Regions from separate parts of the Homo sapiens genome. Here region 1 is linked to region 2. The links are chromatin contacts, found by Hi-C or POLR2A ChIA-PET in ENCODE. All regions are on one chromosome and are shown on one strand. Each heading gives the region's core, a stretch centred on a gene start or an enhancer-like site at or near the end of the contact. The rest is flanking DNA. Distances are from core to core; before and after follow the strand shown. Region 1 has its middle 18 kb from the start of TBC1D14. Region 2 overlaps TBC1D14 (TBC1 domain family member 14).

What was found. Hi-C counts contacts between places; a loop is a spot of excess contacts on that map. ChIA-PET counts read pairs that join two places held with the same protein, here RNA polymerase II (POLR2A). Pooled maps may share reads with other maps.
Region 1: a loop to region 2 is called in a map of CD14-positive monocyte, with 4 times the contacts of the local background. The contact joins two enhancer-like sites. A Hi-C loop is called at or near these places in 12 of 168 maps with a recorded cell type or tissue (CD14-positive monocyte, CD4-positive, alpha-beta T cell, CD4-positive, alpha-beta memory T cell and 7 more), 11 of 37 single-sample maps with no recorded cell type and 17 of 50 pooled maps. POLR2A ChIA-PET finds 5 or more read pairs at or near these places in 27 of 52 experiments (AG04450, BJ, CD4-positive, alpha-beta T cell and 21 more).

Annotation. Positions count from the first base shown.
Region 1 is chr4:6,890,936-6,893,640 of GRCh38, reverse strand. No RefSeq gene overlaps it. Among named protein-coding and RNA genes, the nearest start is that of TBC1D14, 18 kb to the left of the region's middle. RefSeq lists an enhancer at 467-1,023. Within about 2 kb of position 1,285, at least 17 of the 41 ENCODE cell types and tissues checked have a DNase peak (open chromatin) inside an H3K27ac peak, as active enhancers do; they include CD14-positive monocyte, where a contact is called at or near this core.
Region 2 is chr4:6,937,703-6,940,695 of GRCh38, reverse strand. The region is part of intron 2 of TBC1D14 (TBC1 domain family member 14); the gene reads right to left. Among named protein-coding and RNA genes, the nearest start is that of TBC1D14, 29 kb to the right of the region's middle. RefSeq lists enhancers at 248-377, 1-518, 519-1,096 and a silencer at 1,810-1,859. Within about 2 kb of position 1,633, at least 9 of the 41 ENCODE cell types and tissues checked have a DNase peak (open chromatin) inside an H3K27ac peak, as active enhancers do; they include CD14-positive monocyte, where a contact is called at or near this core.

The DNA.
Region 1 (2,705 bases), core at 36-2,535, 47 kb after region 2:
AAGGACACTCAGGGCAGAGGAGGGCAGTGGCCTGCACAGGACCCCAGCTCAGCCATCCCTGCACCAGGCCAAACCCATGCCCAGTCAGCAGCCCAGTGCTCCATTCACATTTGTACAGTGAGCTCATCCAACTGTGAGAAGGAAGAAAATACCATGGTGATCTTCTTTGAAAAGCTACAGAATTTCTAGCAGATTCTCTGCTATGCATCAGTGGATTTTTTTTCCCAGACCTGTTCAACAGGCAGTATTTTTTTTTTATCATGATTTGTTTTTTTGTTTTTATTTATTTAGAGACAGGGTCTCACTCTGTCCCCCAGGCTGGGGTGCAGAGTCTGTCACGGCTCACTGCAGCCTTGACTTTCTGGGCTCAGGTGATCCTCGTACCTCAGCCTCCCAAGTAGCTGGGACTACAGGCATGTGCCACCGTGCTCAGCTAAATTTTTTTGTATTTTTTGTAGAGATGGGATTTTGCCATGTTGCCCAGGCTGCTCTCCAACTTGCGGGCTCAAGCGATCTTCCTGCCTCAGCCTCCCAAAGTGCTGGGATTACAGGTGTGAGCCGTGGTACCCAGAATGCACCAGCAGATTCTGAAATCCCTCACCTCGGAGACCACTGCTTGCCCAGGACACAAATGGTGCCCCTGCTTACAACGTTTTTGTGCCCCCTGCTGCCTCCAGGGTGAAATCCAGATGCCGCCAGGAAGCATTCAAGGTGCCCCAGCCATCCCTCTATTCTCGTTTCTTCCCACATCGCCATACCCATCCCAGCCAAACCCAGCTGTGACACTGAAGTTCACATTCTGATAGACCATACTTCTGGTATGGCTTGAGCAGCTGATTTTAGGGGGCACCGAGGAAGAAACTGGCACCTGTGGAGCACCCATGTGTGCCAGGCCCCTCAGTCCCGGGTGCTAAAACTCCAGTTTTACAGAGGAGAAAAGGGTGGCTTGCAGAGGGCGAATGACCTGCCGAAGGCCACACAGTGGGAACCAGGATTAATTTCGAGCCAGGCACTCTGGCGCCACACACTGGGTTCTTCCTGCTCCCTCCTCCCACAGGGCTGGGAGTGGGGCTTGACCCTGGAAAAGGGGAGGGGGTGCATTTCTGTCAGCCAGGGCTCCTCCCGCCACGCCCTGTTCAGCTTCACAGTCCCTGGGAGGCTGTGTCCCCTAGAGGTTTCCGCTGCTTTCTTTGATCTGCAGCCACTTGCCGGAGAGCTGGACGCTGCCAAGAAGGAAACCACACACTGTCAGTGGCGCATCTGCAGAGTCATGGGGTGGAAACGGACCCTTCTGTGTCTCCTCCAGATGAAACGCGTCACTTATTCTGCAGGAAGGGCTGCACCCTGAGTGTATAAACCCTGACTGTGCCTCCCTCCTTGCCCACCCTGCCCCACGCTGCTGGTCAGGACAGAGCCGGGAGCGGCCTGCTGACTTCATGAGGCTCCTGGGGGGCCACCAGGCTGGGGAATTTGGGGGCAAGATAATGACACATCTTCTCATGCAGAGAGTGGGGCTTCAGCCCAAATCCCTCAAACTCCTGAAAAGTGGAGAAAGAGGGTGCAGCAGGCAGGCTGGGGAGGCCCTCTGGAGTTTATCTAGGAGAGGTTAAAGAGGAAGTTGTGATGCTATCATTGCCAGAGAACTAGAGCTGAGGGAGGGTGACTGATTCAGAAAAATAAAATGTATTACCAGCATCAGGGTTAGGGCCTAGTACGTAGTAGGTCCTTGATATATGTTATTGAATAAAAGTTTCCAAACCCTGTATGTAACAGCTTGGGGCCTAACCCTGGAGAGGGGCTACGGTGACTACCTCATTCTTCTAAATACTTTCAAACTGGGCCATGGAACTCCTTGCTGCCTAGTCAACAAGCTGAAAGTAAACCTTAGTAACACAACCCTTGGACTATGATAGAGTTTGGACATTTTGTTCCTGCCCAAATCTCTTGTTGAATTGTAATCCCCAATCTTGCAGGTGGGGCCTGATGGGAGGCGTTTGGGTCATGGAGGTGGATCCCTCGTGGCTTGGTGCCATCTCTGCAATAGTGAGTTCTAGTGCCAGCCGGTTGTTGAAAAGTGTGTGGCACATCCCCTGCCCCCACTTCCTCCTGCTCCGGCCACGTAAGACATGCCTGCTTTAGGCTGGGCACGGTGGCTCATGCCTGTAATCCTAGCACTTTGGGAGGCCGAGGCAGGCGGGTCACCTGAGGTCGGGAGTTTGAGACCAGCCTGACCAATATGGAGAAACCCCATCTCTACTAAAAATACAAAAATTAGCCAGGCGTGGTGGCACATGCCTGCAATTCCGGCTACTCAGGAGGCTGAGGCAGAAGAATCGCTTGAACCCAGGAGGCGGAGGTTGCGGTGAGCTGAGATCATGCCACTGTACTCCAGCCTGGGTGACAAGAGCGAAACTCTGTCTCGAAAAAAAAGACATGCCTGCTTCCCCTTCCCCTTCTGCCATGATTGGAAGCTTCCTGAGGCCTCCCCAAAAGCCGAGCAGATGCCGGCATCATGCTTCCTGTAGAGCCTGTGGAACTATGAGCCAGTTAAGCCTTTTTTTCTTTATAAATTACCCAGTCTCAGGTATTTTTTTTGTAGCAGTGTGAGAATGGCCTAATACAGGGTGGCACTCTGTTGAATTTGGGGGGCATCCCCTCATTGTTTGAATGACTTTCACCCCAGGTGGGAGGAGTCCCAGGGCATC
Region 2 (2,993 bases), core at 384-2,883:
CCAGGTTCTTTGTCCCCTCACTGGAAGGCACAACAGGCACCTTCAGAATACATCTCTGAGGGGTGTAGGCTCCTCCCCCACCCCCGTCATCTCCCATATTTAAATGTGCACTAGAGGTCACAGGGAGGGTCAAACACACCCTCAGGCAAGAACCTCAACCCCAGCAAGGCTGACTCCAGGCAGGGCCCTCCCCGCTATACCTATCTGACCAGCACCCCCACCTGCCACCTGGCCTGGGTTTCCTTCCCCTTCCCCGGAGCCCTGAGGGCGGTTCTTTCTGTAGACCTCTCTGGGCTACACACATTCCATTATGGATTTGCTCGTTTCACACCCACTGTGTGCTGCTGTTACACATCAAGAACAACAAAGGTTCAAGTCACAGATTGTCCCACAGACCAGGGCTGAACAACAGAACTTCCTGCATGGTGGAAATGTACTAATCTGAGCCGCCCAACGGGGTGGCCACAAGCCACATGTGGCTACTGAGCGCCTGACTGGCCAGAGTGACTAAGAAACTGAATTTTCCATTTCGGGTAATTTTAACTCAATTTAAATAGCTACATGGGGCTAGTGGCTAACACACTGGACGGCAGTTTGATATTCTAGTAACTAAAGCACCAGCTGCGCCCCAATATACGACTCCAGGCAGCCAAAAGGGATGACTCTGCTGAGCATGCGTGAGGTGCCGCGGGAGCCAGGGGCACAGGCCGCTGGTGCCCATTTCTCAAGGAGCCTGGTGTAGGTCGTGACGCCTGAAAAGCAAGGCCAGTCCCCGCCGGCCTCAGGGCCTTCGTCTCCACTGTGTCCTTCGGAAGAACACGCTTCACCCGCACACCACTCACATCTTTGCTCAAATGCTGCTTTCCCACCAAAGCCCTCCCTGACCCCCCTGTGTAAAGTGGAGCCTCTCCCAGCTTTCCCATGCCACCTCCACACCACCACCCCACCCCCACCCCTCTCCTCAGGAACTCTGCCACAGGACTCACAGCCTGGCACTGAGCATCCCTTATCAGTCTCTGCAGTGTGGTCTCAGTCGACTATCTTGCCGTTGGGTGCTTTGATTTGGGAGAAGTGGGTGTGTTGACCGTTACATCCCCAAGACTGACGCAGGTATGCTGACCACTACATCCCCAGGACCGGGTCCTCGGGCAGATAATCTCTAAGAAAAGGGATGACGTCTGAATTCAACCATCTGGCAAGCACTTGCTGAGTTCTAATGAGCACCAGCGTACAATAAGTGAGAGGCAGTCCCTCGAGGGGTGCGCATGCTTCTGGGGGGGACCTGGTCGGGTGGCATTGCGCATGAGAGGTGCCCCAGCCACAGAGCTGGGAGTCGACACACAGCAAAGGGGGCCATTCTTCCTGGGGGGGGCTCCTGTGGATTCTTCTCATTTATGCAGCAGGAAGAGGCAGGCAGGAAAACCATTCCAGGAGGGGTCTCCAGGCCTGCAGGAGGACAGCAGGGACTACTGCTGATTCCAGAAGGTTCTTCCTGCTGGAAGATGCCGAGACCGCCTGACGCAACTCTGCATTTCACACGTGGGAAAGCTGTGTCTGCAAAGCGACTTGCCCCAGATGCAGAGGGAGTGGGTGGCAGAGCCAGGATGCCGTCCACTGCTGATGAGGAAGAGGCCACCGGCTGAGCCGGAGAGGGTTTCACTAGCATCTCTTCCCCATGGTGTCCACGGTGCTTTCCCATGCAGCACTCAGGCCAGCCCACAGAGCCTGGGGGATGGCGCCGCTGCTGCACTACTGCACAACCAGATCTCCACTCCTGCAGCCGGGACGGATACTCTTCAGAGTGCGGCTGCAGGGGAGGAACCCAATGACCTGAAACAATGGAACACTGGGCCCCTGGGAGGCCAGCCCGAGCCACAGCCCCTGCACAGCTGTGGTGACAGACATGCTCACCCCGGCATCTCTCCTGTGCCCCCTGGGTGAATGCGGGATCCACGAGGCACACAGAAGGCCCGCGAGGCAAGGCTGGTCCTCTCATGGAGGCTGGAGAGGGCTTCCTGGCAGTGGCTAAACATCTGCAGAAATGATCTAGGGATGTGGATCCTCAGAGAAGCAGTGAGAAGGCGTCCCTGAATGAGCGAGCCCCACCTCTCTGCAGACCTGGTCCTGGGGAGGGGGAGCTGCCAGGCTGGTGCCTGGTGGGAAGGCCAAGGGGACACCTGCTGTGGGCAGCCAGCTGGGAGTGAGGCTGGGATCCCCTGGAGAGGGCCAAGGACTGAAGAAGAGGAAGTGGCGCCTCACGCTCGTGTGACCACGATCCCTGTTCCTCCCAGATGTTTCCTCTTGGCATTGACTTCCCCCCTTGCTATCCTGGCCTGGCCCTCTCCAGAGGAGCATGTGAGGTTATGTCCACCCAAGGGCAGGGTGGCCGAGCATGGCACCACTGTCTCATGCAGCTCCTAGCACTGGGGCCACCAGGCAGCCCCCAGAAGAGGGATCTGCACAGCCAACAGTCAGGGCTGATCCCCACGGTCCTCCCCCAGACAAGCTCTCCCTGAGGATGGGGTGCTGTTCACAAATGGGGAGGCTCTTACACCATGGGAAGAAGCTGTGTCTCGGCAAGGCCAGCCCAGCAAAGTAGCGCCCACCACCACAACGCCCGGGACGGCACTGCTGCCTCCCTCTCCCCACCCAGCACCCGGGAGGAGTGGAATGAAGACCTCCACTTCCTTTCTCCAACACTCCTGGACCAGGCTCACCAGATGCGGCTCAATCAGCAATGCAACGGCCCCGGGGGGAGCCTACGTCAGACGTGGTGGAAACTGACCCTGCAGGTTCCACTCCCAGCCGGCTGTGTGACTGGAGCCTCCCCGCCCACACGGTGACGACCCCCCACTACCCTCCAGGCTTCAGGGTCTCCATCCTGCTTCTCTAATCCACCCTCCTTCCACCGCCCGGAGAATCCATGCCCCAATGTAATCACCCTCACACGTCCCTGAGCCCTGCCTCTCTCTCCCTTCCCTGTACACACTTAG